Regions from separate parts of the Homo sapiens genome. Here all the other regions are linked to region 4. The links are chromatin contacts, found by Hi-C in ENCODE. All regions are on one chromosome and are shown on one strand. Each heading gives the region's core, a stretch centred on a gene start or an enhancer-like site at or near the end of the contact. The rest is flanking DNA. Distances are from core to core; before and after follow the strand shown. Region 1 has its middle 21 kb from the start of BCAT1-AS1. Region 2 holds the start of KRAS (KRAS proto-oncogene, GTPase). Region 3 overlaps BCAT1 (branched chain amino acid transaminase 1). Region 4 holds the start of C2CD5 (C2 calcium dependent domain containing 5). Region 5 holds the start of BCAT1 (branched chain amino acid transaminase 1).

Region 1 (3,122 bases), core at 271-2,770, 2.3 Mb before region 4:
TTTCATCATGGCACATAGTACAATTGCAATTGTTTTATTGATTTGCTTGTTTACCCTCTCCTCCATTAAAATATAAGCACTATGCAGACAGACACCCTTTCTGTTTTATTTATCAATTGCCTACCATAGTCTTTAGCAATAGGAGATGTTTAGTGAATATGTTTTTCAAAAAAAAAAAAGGAAGGAAAAAAAGAAAGAAAAAGGGAAGCAAGCTAGCTTTCTTTTTTAAAAAAATTTATATTTATTTAGAGATGGGGTTTGGCCATGTTGCCCAGGCTGGTCTTGAACTCCTGAGCTCAAGTGATCCACCAGCCTTGGTTTCCCAAAATGCTGACATTACAGGCATAAGCCACCACCATGCCAACCTAGCTTTCTTTAGGTATTAATCCTTTGCCTTTTTTTTTTTTTTTTGCTTATCCATAAAAAATGTCTACTGACTATGGTTCCAAGCGTTTTTTCCCCAATGATTTCTATTGCCTGGTAAATTGAAATTTTCTTCATGAGGTAATTGGTTTGAAAGAGAATCTTGGAATTTTTCAAGTCTTTAGAAGAGACTTCTAGCTCCTGTAGTAGTAGTCAACTCTCTTTGGAGGGTTATTGTAGATTAAAAAACACACATATACCTTTTTACCTTGAGATAATTAGATTCACACGCATTGTAAGAAATAATTCATAAGGATTCTATGTATCCTTCCCTCAGTTTCCCCCAGTGGTACTATCTTGCATTACTATAGCACCTCACAACCAGGAAAATTATTGTCTTTAATAAAGTGAGGGTTTTTTTTTTTTCAGTTCTAATTCTTTATCACTCTCCACCTCTTTCACTAAAGGGCTTGAGGTCACTTATAAAAAGGACAAATATAATGCATAAAATTAATGTAATTAATTTTAAAATTAATTATAAAGGAGAAATCAAGGTGAAAAAGTAAAAAAATATGTTAACACTTGGGGCTAATTCAAAGTTTATAACTTGGTTCTCTGCAAAGTCAATGGATTATAATTAATTTAGATGTGGAAATACACCGACTCTTCAGAGGGAGAGAGACAAAGACTTTCTTGCTTTCTAAAAGAATAAAAAGTTTTAATAAGAGACAACAAAGTATGTTTCTTAAAAAAATACTTTCCTCGAGTTGCAGTGAATGTGACAAGTAGAGAACCACAACGCTACATATCTACCTTCAACATGACATGAGACTTTATTATAGATCTTCCAGGCCCTATGAAACACTCAATGCTAAATTATCAAACTTCACTAAATGACATTATATTATTAAACTACTATCACAGGAAGCAGGCAATTATTGAGTCATTTACAAATATTCTCATTCTCCTCCTTCTGGGCCCTTGTTAAGTTTGTGATTTCCTGGCCCCTTGAAGATAGGCTTGGCCAGTGACTTGCTCTGACCAATAAAATATAAGCAGGGGTGACATGTGCCACTTCTAAGTGGAAGCATTTGATTGCTGGTGCTCAACTGCAAACTTCCTTTTCCCTACTTCAGTGGTCACAGAATCACAAGTTTCATGAAACATCTGTCATCTTGGGTCTGTGAGTGACTAAATTAGGCAGAGATCCCTGCTGATCTATGTTAGACATGTTGCATAAATAAGAAAAAAAACCTGGCTGGAATCATTGAAGTTTGAGGGTTGTTCATATTACAAATGTTAAAATGGCCTATCTTGATTGGTATTGAAAAAAAATCCCTTAAAATGTATTTATTTGACTATTCTATCAAATCAGGCTCTGATTCTTTGGGCTAGATATTGTCCATTTCTTCCCCTTACTGAGTAGGGAAAAGACTGGTCCCAGTATCTATAAATGGATCTCTCTGCCAATTTAGTCATAAGTAGGATTTACTCTTTGTGCTAAAAAGTAATCCACCCATGACAATCCACATGCAAATGACTCTAGTAACACATTGAAACTTTGGGAACATGACTAGCCCAATAACAACTCATTAACTAGTTAAAGGAGAATAGCAGATTATTAAAACCCAAACCTAGAGGGTCAAGTTACAAAGTGATTGAGACTCCGTGAAATGGAAGGTTGGCTGCGTTTGTTTTTGATACTCCTGAGACCTGCCATTGATGTGGCCTGCATCTAGCACTTCATCCTTAAAGCACTGTGTTATCTTTGGTGATGAAAGGAAGGGAGAAAAGGTACTCATAGGCAGCATTTTTAATTATCTGTTAATTGGATGAAATGGCAAATAAAGTGCCTAAAGGCCATATGCATATTCATAGATTGTCTTCAAAGGGTACCATTACTAAAGCCAATGAAAAAGATTATGAGTTAATATTGGATTGCGATTTAGGGCAGAGCAGGGCGAGACATATTCAGATATCTTTCTCCAAATAGTTACTAAGATTAATTTGTCTCCCTGGTTTTATATGAGGATGGCGGTGCTACAATTTGCCTGGAAGTAGAGCATGTTTGTCAAAGTAGCAAGTCCCACAGCGGGTAGTTGTTGGCAATTTTCCTGATTGCTCTGGGTGTACGATACTCTTAGGCACAGGATGAATATTTTACCCAAAATAAAAGTTTAGATAATATTTTTCATGATATTCATGTCTAATATGATTTCCATCAGAAACAATTATTTCTGCTTGTGGTAGAAAGCAAATACAATATTCTCTTTGTGAATTTCCATGGGAACATGAAAATAATTTTTTTTTAAGCAGTAGCAATTTTTTTATTTTGACAGAGCTTCCAAGAAAAGTATGGAAAAGAGATTTTGGGATACCATGTTGAAATTCTTTCTCTGCTTTGCAGAATATTTCGACATTTAAGATTTAATGTTCAAGTGACAATGCAGTAAGCATAAGTTCCAATTCCACAGGGCCCAGAATGGATGAGAATTACACACACTTTCCTCTGTCTGTCCTGGTTCTGCCCCGCTGCTGAGGTCACTGCAGGGGAAGATATGGAAGGAGAAAAAGCCACACACATCCCCAGGGCACCCTCTAAGTGCCTGAGTTTTTTTGTCACTATTTTCCTGCCACTTCAGATAACGCAAGGCAGCTGGCAAAATACAAATGCTCAGTGACCAAAGTTTGGAGATTTCCAAGATGAAAATATTTTCACGTTGTTAGTTTCATCTTTGTTAGTTGGGTCTATCTGAACG
Region 2 (2,759 bases), core at 19-2,518, 2.7 Mb before region 4:
GCGCTAGGAGGGGGAGACTGGAATAAACCTTGCAGATTACAGCCCGTGTAAGAGTAGAAAGGAAAGGATGACAGTTGATGTAAAGCCTTGGTTAACAGACATAATAGCTGGGATTTAAATTCAGCTTTATTGGTGGTTTATGATGTGGACTAGAGGAATGGAACTGAAAGTCTCGGAGGAGGGGCGATCCTATCAGGTACAGGCGCTGCTTTTCCAGCCCTCAATCCTCAAGACTCTCCCAAGATACATTTCTAGGTAGTTTATCAACACAGACTCCGGGTATGCTAGCATGTTTAATTGCCCCATTGTTTAATGTCTTAACTCCACGAACTTTAACTGATTAATCTGTCTTCTAATTAATGTTTGAATGACTCTCCTCAGGTCTAAACTACCAAGGCCATCTCTACTTAAAAACAGTTGTCTTTTGTTTGTGATTTCAGGGGCCCTGGGTATAAGCGAAGTCCCTGTTTAGAGACCTTGTGATGGGTTCAAAATATCAAGAAAGATAGCAAAATATCACAAGCCTCCTGACCCGAGAAGATTAGCGTTGAAAGGGTCTGTCGTGTTTGTTTGGGCCTGGGGCTAAATTCCCAGCCCAAGTGCTGAGGCTGATAATAATCGGGGCGGCGATCAGACAGCCCCGGTGTGGGAAATCGTCCGCCCGGTCTCCCTAAGTCCCCGAAGTCGCCTCCCACTTTTGGTGACTGCTTGTTTATTTACATGCAGTCAATGATAGTAAATGGATGCGCGCCAGTATAGGCCGACCCTGAGGGTGGCGGGGTGCTCTTCGCAGCTTCTCTGTGGAGACCGGTCAGCGGGGCGGCGTGGCCGCTCGCGGCGTCTCCCTGGTGGCATCCGCACAGCCCGCCGCGGTCCGGTCCCGCTCCGGGTCAGAATTGGCGGCTGCGGGGACAGCCTTGCGGCTAGGCAGGGGGCGGGCCGCCGCGTGGGTCCGGCAGTCCCTCCTCCCGCCAAGGCGCCGCCCAGACCCGCTCTCCAGCCGGCCCGGCTCGCCACCCTAGACCGCCCCAGCCACCCCTTCCTCCGCCGGCCCGGCCCCCGCTCCTCCCCCGCCGGCCCGGCCCGGCCCCCTCCTTCTCCCCGCCGGCGCTCGCTGCCTCCCCCTCTTCCCTCTTCCCACACCGCCCTCAGCCGCTCCCTCTCGTACGCCCGTCTGAAGAAGAATCGAGCGCGGAACGCATCGATAGCTCTGCCCTCTGCGGCCGCCCGGCCCCGAACTCATCGGTGTGCTCGGAGCTCGATTTTCCTAGGCGGCGGCCGCGGCGGCGGAGGCAGCAGCGGCGGCGGCAGTGGCGGCGGCGAAGGTGGCGGCGGCTCGGCCAGTACTCCCGGCCCCCGCCATTTCGGACTGGGAGCGAGCGCGGCGCAGGCACTGAAGGCGGCGGCGGGGCCAGAGGCTCAGCGGCTCCCAGGTGCGGGAGAGAGGTACGGAGCGGACCACCCCTCCTGGGCCCCTGCCCGGGTCCCGACCCTCTTTGCCGGCGCCGGGCGGGGCCGGCGGCGAGTGAATGAATTAGGGGTCCCCGGAGGGGCGGGTGGGGGGCGCGGGCGCGGGGTCGGGGCGGGCTGGGTGAGAGGGGTCTGCAGGGGGGAGGCGCGCGGACGCGGCGGCGCGGGGAGTGAGGAATGGGCGGTGCGGGGCTGAGGAGGGTGAGGCTGGAGGCGGTCGCCGCTGGTGCTGCTTCCTGGACGGGGAACCCCTTCCTTCCTCCTCCCCGAGAGCCGCGGCTGGAGGCTTCTGGGGAGAAACTCGGGCCGGGCCGGCTGCCCCTCGGAGCGGTGGGGTGCGGTGGAGGTTACTCCCGCGGCGCCCCGGCCTCCCCTCCCCCTCTCCCCGCTCCCGCACCTCTTGCCTCCCTTTCCAGCACTCGGCTGCCTCGGTCCAGCCTTCCCTGCTGCATTTGGCATCTCTAGGACGAAGGTATAAACTTCTCCCTCGAGCGCAGGCTGGACGGATAGTGGTCCTTTTCCGTGTGTAGGGGATGTGTGAGTAAGAGGGGAGGTCACGTTTTGGAAGAGCATAGGAAAGTGCTTAGAGACCACTGTTTGAGGTTATTGTGTTTGGAAAAAAATGCATCTGCCTCCGAGTTCCTGAATGCTCCCCTCCCCCATGTATGGGCTGTGACATTGCTGTGGCCACAAAGGAGGAGGTGGAGGTAGAGATGGTGGAAGAACAGGTGGCCAACACCCTACACGTAGAGCCTGTGACCTACAGTGAAAAGGAAAAAGTTAATCCCAGATGGTCTGTTTTGCTTGGTCAAGTTAAACCCGAAGAAAACCCGCAGAGCAGAAGCAAGGCTTTTTCCTTGCTAGTTGAGTGTAGACAGCAATAGCAAAAATAGTACTTGAAGTTTAATTTACCTGTTCTTGTCCTTTCCCCTATTTCTTATGTATTACCCTCATCCCCTCGTCTCTTTTATACTACCCTCATTTTGCAGATGTGTTCTACATCTCAAGAGTTATTACAGTACTCCAAAACAGCACTTACATGATTTTTTAAACTTACAGAGGAATTGTAGCAATCCACCAGCTAACCGCCTGAAATAGACTTAAACATGTGCATCTCCTTTTTTTTTTTTTTTTTGAGACACAGTCTCGCTCTGTTGCCCAGGCTGGAGTGCAATGGCGCGGTATCGGCTCACTGAAACCTCCGCCTCCTGGGTTCAAGCAATTCTCCTGCCTCAGCCTCCCGAGTAGCTGGGACTAGTAGGTGCACGCCACCATGCCCAGCTAATTTT
Region 3 (2,964 bases), core at 436-2,935, 2.3 Mb before region 4:
GCACTTAGAAGATAATAGGCCGATTCAACCCTTCTTCCCATCTGCCCACTCTTACCCCCACCCCAAACTCCACCAAAAAACCACACAGCTCAAAACAAAAACAGTTACATCATTCAGAGGTGGTACCATCATTATTTTTATGGATGGGAGATGTCAGAATTTAAGTACACTCTGAATCAGAGCTACATGATTTAACCAGAAACACCAGAAACTGTCCTGGTGGAAAATTGTTCTTTATCCAAACAATAATCATGAAACATTTCCACCATGGCTTTTAAAGGTCAGAATAGAAATGAGTGAGTTTGTCTTCTGCCTCTTGCAAAATATACAAGACCTTAAGACTGTTAGTTACTATTCAGATTATGGTTGCCTGGGATAACTTTAGTTTTAATATACTCCTTCACTTTGGGGATGTTCATCTAACAGAACAAATAAAATTCAGAATAAGGAGAAAGGAAATAGAATATATATTTGAAGTAAATAGAATGTTAGGAAAAACCTTTGGGCTAAAAAAAAAGACATGCAATTCTGAAGTAACTTTGATTTATATCATATGATTTTAAGAAAATACAATGAACAAACGAGTTGAAAATCAGCACAATACTGATTTTCACAAACGTTACCGATAGGAGGTATAAACAGAGTTCTTTCGGTAATAGCCTGCCGTCTTTTCATGAGCGCCCACACACACTGCTCCTGTTGGTTGAGATGGCTGGTGCAGGAAGGTGGATGGGGTGGTGGATAGTGTGTGTTCAAAGCACAGTGCTGTGCACAGTCACTATGTGTGGCACTCAGCTTGTAACTCATGGGAGTTTTGATTTCAGTAACAGCACCCATGGTGGCAAGATCACACATCATCACTCTGTTGATGAGTAATTTAACCCATACGCTTGCTATTCACCATTTGAACAAAGCATTGTATCATATCCTGGACCCTGGAGATACCCTGAAAAATAAGACCCAGGCCTTGTGGTTGAGTTCACAGTCACTTTGGGAAAACAACCACAGCAGTGAATCTCGGTATTGCTCAGGCCACATCATGAGTCTTCTCGGACACGTCAGGCGTGTATACGGACTCGACTTGGAGCACTCTTCCTCAGATGTCTGTACCGCTTGCTCTTTGACATCCTCCAAATCTTTGCTTACAAATCCCATTCTCAGTCTGGCTTTCCTTGAGCTCTTAATCAAAATCATAAACTCCATTTCCCATTTCTCCTCAGCATTCCAGCATTCTCCATTGCTTTTCCTTCTTTGTTTCCCCCTGTGTAGTCTAACATACTATCAACACAATAAATGTTTACCTGTGTCTATTAGAAAGTAAGCAGGGAGATATGTCAGTTTTGTTCACTGCTGTATTCATAGAGCTTAAAACGGTAAACAGCACTCAATATGTATTTGTAGAATAAATGGCTAATTGTGCTGATGGTGTTTAGGGCACTTATGCAGACCTACATTCCTGGTTTCCATTAGTGTTTGACTTTGGGAAGTCACAGATGAATCCTGCTGTTATTGCTTCTAAATTCCTCATCTCCTAAAAATGACTTCTTTGTCAAAAACAAGCTGCATTTGTAGGTTCTGTTTTCCTCATGTTGGGCAATCTGGAGTGATTTCTGGCTCTTGTAAGTATGTTTGTGGTTGCAGAGGAAAATGAATATTTCTCACCCAAATGTTGTCATGTCATCATCTCTGTCTGGCAACCAGAGAAGCAGATGTTCTGTTCCTTGACCTCAGGCTAGTGGTTACAGTTCTGGGTGTTAAACATGTTTCACAAAACAGCACTTGCACATGCGGGGCTGCTGTTTTCATTTAACTTCATGTAGTCTCAGGGCTCAGCAAGCTTTAGGAAAGGTCCGGTTTGGGGGCACTGGAAGTGTGTGTGTGTGTGTACATATATATACACACACAAATAGATCCATACATTTATGTATCTAGTTGGCTAGCTATTGCAAAACACATGTTTATTTTGAGATCATCAACACTTCTAAACATGACAAAGAGTAGCCCTAAGAACATTGCCAAGAACAAATTTTCTCCTTTCCAGAAAGCAATTTTCAGCAGATGATTTTCAGAAACAAAATTCAAAAAAGCCATACTGCTGTATCCTAGCAAAGATAACTTATTCGTTTATTTTTTACTCAAAAACATTTATTATATACACTCTGGGCTAGGCACAATGCCCAGTTTTGAGGATAGAAGGATGAAGATAGAGTTTGGTATTCCAGATAGAGCTTGATTGTTGGGCATGTCTGATGTAACCCCAGTGGAGTGGGCGAGCCTAGAACCACCATGTATTGAGGGAGAGGGTGGTGGCCTCAGTGTCAGGACTCACTAGATTCAGACTCCTGGGTGTCAGAAGTGGGGAGGAAAGGGAGATGCTGAGTGCCAGAGGGTACTGTAAGGAGAGCTTGTGCAGCTGATGGATCATGCATGATGCCTGTGAACAATTGTCCTACTAGACCTCACAGTAGTTAGGGATGTCTGCAGTCATCTCACAGTAGAGCAGTAGCTCAGCTTTGGAGTTTTGTTTCTTGAATGTCTTCTTTTTTAACCGTACACGTGCTTGAGCTCACTCTGATAAGCCCATTACATTTGAATCTCAGAGAGCAAAGGCAGCATCTCCATACTTGTTGCTGATGCTCCACCAGGTTTGAAAATCACTAAAGATAGACTCTTAGGCTGGGTGCGGTGGCTCACATCTGTAATCTCAGCACTTTGGGAGGCCGAAGTGGGCAGATCATCTGAGCTCAGGAGTTCGAGACCAGCCTGACCAACATGGTGAAACCCCGTCTCTACTAAAAATACAAAAATTAGCCAGGCGTGGTGGCGCGTACCTGTAATCCCAGCTACTCAGGAGGCTGAGGCAGGAGAATCACTTGACCCTGGGAGGCAGAGGGTGCAGTGAGCTGAGATGGTGCCACTGCACTCCAGCCTGGGTAACCTAAAAAAAAAAAAAAAAAAAAAAAA
Region 4 (2,914 bases), core at 354-2,853:
GAAAAGATAATTCGGGATCACTACTGTTTGGAGTATTTACTCTATTGAGTATTTTCGAAGTTAAAAAGATCATACGGATATCTTCACTTAGGAATGAAATGTTACAATCTTTGAGCCGGCATGAACTCTGATTTTGTTGATACTGGGTATACTGTCAATGCTGATTTTGATATTTGGTAAGGACTGATTTATTTACATCTTGTGTGTGCCTCAATTTCCCTAATATGGTCTGAGCCTGTAGATAACACCTTACTTTATTTATAGTTGGGTCAATTCTTCAAGATGTTTAACGCTCTCCATGTTTATTTCTTGTGGTTGACTATACTTTCCATGGTAGGAAGTCCTGAACTTCTGCTACTACTGTAGGTCTTATCTTTAGGCTTGTGGATGCTTAATAAGAACACTGAGATGATCTAAGAGTGCAGGACATTTAATTAAAAAAAAATTTTTTTTAAGAGACAGAGTTTTGCTCTGTTGCCCAGGTTGGGGTGCAGTGGTGAGATGGCAGCTCACTGCAGCCTCAAACTCCTGGGCTCAAGCAATTCTCCCAGATTCTCCCACCTCAGCTTCCTAGGTAGCTGAGACCACAGACGAGCCACCGGCCCAGCTAATTTTTGCATTTCTTGTAAAGAAGGGGTCTTACTGTGTTGCCTCGTCTCCATGAGGCTGGTCTCGAACTCCTGGACTCAATCGATCCTCCCACCTCAGCCTCCCACAGTGCTGGGATTACAAATCTGAGCCACCACACCTACCAGCAGAAACTTTTTTTCAAGAGGAGACTTTGGATTTCAAGGTGACCTCCCCCACCCCGCCCACAGTAATATCTGTGACCCAGTGCACAACACAAGTGCCTATGACTGAATAAAATATTTCACTAAATATTTATTTCACTATTCGAGATGTGCCTGGTATCTCTATTTCTTTCTTTCTTTTTTTTCTTTTTTTGGAGACAGAGGAGTGATCTCGGCTCACTGCAACCTCCGCCTCGCAGGTTCAAGCGATTTTCCTGCCTCAGCCTCCTGAGTAGCTGGAATTAGAGGCGCTCGCCACGACGCCCAGCTAATTTTTGTATTTTTAGTAGAGACGGGGTTTCGCCATGTTGTCCAGGCTGGTCTTGAACTCCTGACCTCAGGTGATCCGCCCGCCTCGGCCACCCAAAGTGCTGGGATTACAGACGTGAGCCACTGTGCCTGGCCATCTAACTCTATTTCACAGAAAACTGGAACCACCACACGCACCTGTACCCCTTCCAAGTAGAAACCAGCTAATTTGGTTTTACGAATCACTAAAGGCCGACTGAAAACGCTCTTCTAGCAGTCTTCGCTGCTACTCCATCTATCACAGCCCATCCGAAAAGCGGCGGTAGCAGCTGGGAAGGCCGCGGCCGGAGGCTGTCACAGAGCAGCACTCGCGCTTCGGCCCGCAAGATGGAGCGTTTCCCTCCAGGGAAGCAGCGCCGCACCTATCCACAGCCCCCACTCGGTGGATGATGCAGGACTCGGCCCATTTCCCTGCCCTCCAGCTTTCTCAACGTCAGCCCCGCCCCCTTATCTTTCCTCGGCGAGTTTAGTTTCGCCCCGCCAAGTGGGCAGAGCGCCGAACGATCGATGCTTTCTTCCGCGCCCCGAGAGCCGCCATTTTTGAGAGCGGGGGAGGAGAGACAAGCAGGGGCGGCAGAGGCTCAACGGGATGCTGACTGGGTTTTGCTTTTCGTCCCAGCCTTGTGGGGCCGGGACGGAAGAACCCATCAAAGCCCTTCCTCCCGCCGCCTCTCCGGAATGAGGTCTCAGCACCCGCGCGGGACAGCACCCTTCCTCCTGCGACAGTGAGTGGCGACCCGTGGCGCGACTGCCGGGCGCCCGCGCGCGCCCCCGCGCGCTCCTTCGCTGTCAGTTACCCCGCGCGCCTCCGCCCCTCTCCCGCCGGCCCCGCGCTCGGCGCAGACTCGTTTGTTTGTTTCTGCAGGAGCCCAAGAAGAGGCCGAAACCGAGACCATGCCAGGGAAGCTGAAGGTGAAAATCGTGGCCGGGCGCCATTTGCCAGTGATGGACCGTGCTAGTGACCTGACTGATGCCTTCGTGGAGGTTGGTGCAGGGTCCTGCCCCTCAAAACACAGGGAGCGCCAAGCCCTGTGAAGGATCTACCCACCTCGCCCCCAGCCCCTCAGCCTATTCCCCCCTCGACTGCCCTCCCTTCGGCCGTGGTTGTCCAGCTCTCCCACGAGGGATGACCGCCGAGACCTCAGTGTGTGCGATGGGTGCACGGCTTGCAGGCGTCCGCGGCACAGTCCGCTGCGCGGGGAGGCTTGTACTGTTGTGCATGCGGGGGTGACCCTGATGTCAGGACTCATTAACAGGCCACCTGCCACTCAGGAGATCCCAAGGCGTGGCCGCGCAGCCACCGACACACTCACACACATACACACACACACACACAAATGCCGGAATGACTCTGATGTCAGGACTCATTAACAGGCCACCTGCCACTCAGGAGATCCCAAGGTGTGGCCCCGCAGCCACTGAAACACACACACACACAGGCACACACACACCCTTGGAAGGGGTGGCCAGAGTGCTGGACATCATGTTTAAGAAGGTGCATGAAGCCCTTTATGGGCACTTGGAGTCCCACAGTGCGAGGAAATCCACTCTCATGCCTAACATTTTGTGAATCTGCCATGCACGTTCTAAAACACAACTGCAACACTTCCTGCTCTTGTATAGGCTGGTAGGTCTGATGAGGTGTTTCAGGGTAATTTAGCGCCTTGAGGTAGGAAGTCATTTAATTGCCATGGACTTAAATTGCAAAATTGCTTTTTAAGTCTAATGATTAGTTTAAAAGTCATGCAAATTAGTAAAGGCCTACGGCCGGAAGGTAATAACCCAGAGTCTGAAAGAAGCCAAGTAAAGATTGT
Region 5 (2,874 bases), core at 231-2,730, 2.4 Mb before region 4:
TTTCACAGCATCCGCAAGTGCCCATAGCCATTATCTCAGCTGCCTCTCTCTTTACTCTCTTGCCAATGGTGCCAGGCCACAGCAGGTGTTATCTTATCACCTCAGTCCACCATACATATGCTTATCAATTTGAGGGGTCAGCAATTTCACTGGAGGCTGAAACCCTTGTCATAAATGGCTCCATTTTGAGACATTTCAGATTACAAACCACTGTTATATACCAGCCTAGCATGTAGAAATCACTCAGTACATTTATTGAACACATAATTTAACCATTCATTCACCTGACCAACAGTCATTAAGCACTGACACATTTGTTTTCAACACTCCCTCTCTTCCACGGCAGGCCACTTGGTATGGGAGATAAATATGACAAAGGATCTGCCCTTACGAATCTCATAATCCACTGAAGTGACAACTGTGCAAACAAATAATTAAAGTAAAATTAAGAAGCTGGGCACAGTCTCACATCTGTAATCCCAGCAATTTGGGAGGCGGAGGCGAGGGGATTGCTGAGGCCAGGAGTTCAAGACCAGCTTGGCCAATTTAGTGAGACCCCATCTCCATTAAAAAATGATAAAATAAAATAATTGATTTTGAGAAAGGATGTGGACAAAGTGCAGCACATAGACCAAGGGCCCAGTTCTGTTTGAGGGCATTGGAAGCAACTTCCACAGCAAAGACTTGGGTTGAAATTTACAAAAATAGGAGTTTGCCAGCTTGACAGAGAGGCAGCGGAGGTCAACCAGCAGCACACTTAAGCAGTCATGGAGGCTGACCTAGGCGCTGGACATGGAAAAGTAGCAATCCTGGAGCTTTGTATAGATGTGGGGAGGGAACTTACAGGGGACCAACTAGGCTACTGGGCAATTTCACATTATAAAGAATTTTATATGCTCAAATTAAAGGATTAAAAATTTTCCCCCATGTACATAATAAATTGGCAAAAATGGTTATATTTGAGGGTGACTAAGGAACTCTGGGAAAGAGATCGGCAAACCAGGCACATGTTCTTGACTACTGCAAAAGTACATTTAAAGTAGCCGCGGGGGATACATGTATACTTTTGGGCAGGATTGTGCCGTGGTCCTCTCAGCATGCAGCAAAGTTACTTTGGGGACAGTAGGGAGGTGGGCAGGAGCCAGTGATGACGGAATGGCAATCACATTTGACCTCTGATCTGTTTATTTCCTCCTCCTTGACGTCTCCATATAAATGTTACACGGGCATCCCCACACTCGGATACGCACCCACAGTGGCTGATTCGGGGGTAACCGTGTCATTTGCTTGCAACACTGGCACCTCTGCCCTGCACCCCGGGAGTGAGCAGTGAGTGAGGCTCGGGTCTGGGCGCTGGCTCCGAATCTTCGGGCTGGGAGAGACTCCACCATCTGGGGGCGGCCTGGGGGAGCAGCCTTAGTGTCTTCCTGCTGATGCAATCCGCTAGGTCGCGAGTCTCCGCCGCGAGAGGGCCGGTCTGCAATCCAGCCCGCCACGTGTACTCGCCGCCGCCTCGGGCACTGCCCCAGGTCTTGCTGCAGCCGGGACCGCGCTCTGCAGCCGCAGACCCGGTCCACACGGCCAGGGGCTACGACCCTTGGGATCTGCCCTCCGCTCAGCTCGAGCTTCCCTCGTGGCCGACGGAACAATGAAGGTAACTACTTATGGTTTTGTCCGTGTTTTACAAAAATGTGTGCGTGAATCGAACCGGCGATTTCTCCAAGAAACATAGTTGGCAGGGAGGGGAGGAAGGCGAGACAACCATGGCTTATATCCCCCGCAAACGTCTCAGTATCTTCTTTATCAATCGTAGTTTGCGGGGACCGTGCATTCTGTTCAGATTTCGGTTTAACCTCCACTCGCAGGACGTGCCTTCTCGGACTTTTTCACATTCGCTTTTGGGAACGGAGGTGAAAGTCTGCTACAGCTCCCTCCCCTGCTTGTGAAGTTTGGAAAGGAAGTGAGGGCTTCTCTCAGTTTCTCCTATGCACAGGAGGTGGGGAATTTTGGAGAGGAGGTCTGGGGATGTCCCGGGCTGTAAATGCGCTTTCCTGCAGCGTGTGTTCGTGATGCAGGAGGGAGCGGCTGGAAGAGTTGACCCGGGTGGAGAGGGGAGGGAGAACGATCTTTTCACTGTTAAAAGCAGAAGGCCCCTCTTATTTTGTTTCTTGTGGAAATTAAAGCTTCTAGGAGTTACAAATGATAGACGCCTAAGGGCATTCATTTGTTAAACCAGTGAGCACCCTAATGGCTCTGATCTTGCTAATCAAGGATAATTAGCCTAGCTGCCTATTATTTCTGACTATTTAGGTGTAGGGATGTACACCGTTGAGTGTTTTGTTTTCCTAGTTTCACACACTGGAAAACTGCAATCGCATATAAAACCCGAAGAGCAACTTTTTCCAAGGAAAGTGAAGGATGGGCAGATATTCTTGCCATCTAACATTTTGGAATTGAGATGACCATAATGCAATCTGAACTTCTGGTAGGAATAAAGCCTCGTTTCAGAGTTTCTAAGGAGGGAGATGAAGCGTGGTTCTCAACTGCTCTTATCTACAACCCATCCCAGACCATAGTTTCACTTAGAAGAAATAATATGTAAATAGCGCCTTTGTTGCCAAACAAAAACTTTCACTACAATTAAACAGTAACCGAGTGGAAACTATGCGTTTTTGTATTCAACAGAGATCACACAACTTTTCTTCTATAGTTAGAGGTTCTATTTCTGGCTTCCTCATGCTTGTTTCATTTCAGATGAAAAACACACTTTAGTTGATTATAGCTTTAGTAAGTAAAAGGAGAAAACTAAGAATGAACAGTCTTGCTTTTCCAGCTTTTTCCTGTCCATGTGCAGTTGTGGTTAATTACGCGTTT

Evidence for each region. A loop is a pair of places that touch in the nucleus more often than their neighbours do. Pooled maps may share reads with other maps.
Region 1: a pooled map shows a loop between it and region 4 (4-fold over the local background). The contact joins the enhancer-like site here to the promoter of C2CD5 in region 4. A Hi-C loop is called at or near these places in 3 of 50 pooled maps.
Region 2: a map of CD8-positive, alpha-beta T cell shows a loop between it and region 4 (4-fold over the local background). The contact joins the promoter of KRAS here to the promoter of C2CD5 in region 4. A Hi-C loop is called at or near these places in 2 of 168 maps with a recorded cell type or tissue (CD8-positive, alpha-beta T cell and naive thymus-derived CD4-positive, alpha-beta T cell), 2 of 37 single-sample maps with no recorded cell type and 10 of 50 pooled maps.
Region 3: a loop to region 4 is called in a map with no recorded cell type, with 10 times the contacts of the local background. The contact joins the enhancer-like site here to the promoter of C2CD5 in region 4. A Hi-C loop is called at or near these places in 2 of 37 single-sample maps with no recorded cell type and 9 of 50 pooled maps.
Region 5: a loop to region 4 is called in a pooled map, with 5 times the contacts of the local background. The contact joins the promoter of BCAT1 here to the promoter of C2CD5 in region 4. A Hi-C loop is called at or near these places in 5 of 50 pooled maps.

Annotation. Positions count from the first base shown.
Region 1 is chr12:24,796,894-24,800,015 of GRCh38, reverse strand. No RefSeq gene overlaps it. Among named protein-coding and RNA genes, the nearest start is that of BCAT1-AS1, 21 kb to the left of the region's middle. Within about 2 kb of position 1,520, at least 3 of the 41 ENCODE cell types and tissues checked have a DNase peak (open chromatin) inside an H3K27ac peak, as active enhancers do.
Region 2 is chr12:25,249,438-25,252,196 of GRCh38, reverse strand. KRAS (KRAS proto-oncogene, GTPase) reads left to right here and starts at 1,268. Exons shown (of 5, transcript NM_004985.5): 1 at 1,268-1,446. RefSeq lists silencers at 708-1,557, 1,618-1,667.
Region 3 is chr12:24,837,437-24,840,400 of GRCh38, reverse strand. All of the region lies in intron 7 of BCAT1 (branched chain amino acid transaminase 1), which reads left to right. Among named protein-coding and RNA genes, the nearest start is that of BCAT1-AS1, 19 kb to the right of the region's middle. RefSeq lists a silencer at 600-789. Within about 2 kb of position 1,685, at least 7 of the 41 ENCODE cell types and tissues checked have a DNase peak (open chromatin) inside an H3K27ac peak, as active enhancers do.
Region 4 is chr12:22,543,231-22,546,144 of GRCh38, reverse strand. C2CD5 (C2 calcium dependent domain containing 5) reads left to right here and starts at 1,603. Exons shown (of 27, transcript NM_001286176.2): 1 at 1,603-1,825; 2 at 1,966-2,084. The coding sequence starts at 1,995. RefSeq lists enhancers at 1,473-1,702, 2,843-2,914 and a silencer at 1,843-1,962.
Region 5 is chr12:24,947,707-24,950,580 of GRCh38, reverse strand. It overlaps BCAT1 (branched chain amino acid transaminase 1), which reads left to right and starts at 1,480. Exons shown (of 11, transcript NM_005504.7): 1 at 1,480-1,654. The coding sequence starts at 1,649. BCAT1-DT (BCAT1 divergent transcript) reads right to left here and starts at 1,418. Exons shown (of 3, transcript NR_199054.1): 1 at 1,251-1,418. RefSeq lists enhancers at 1,027-1,116, 1,237-1,586.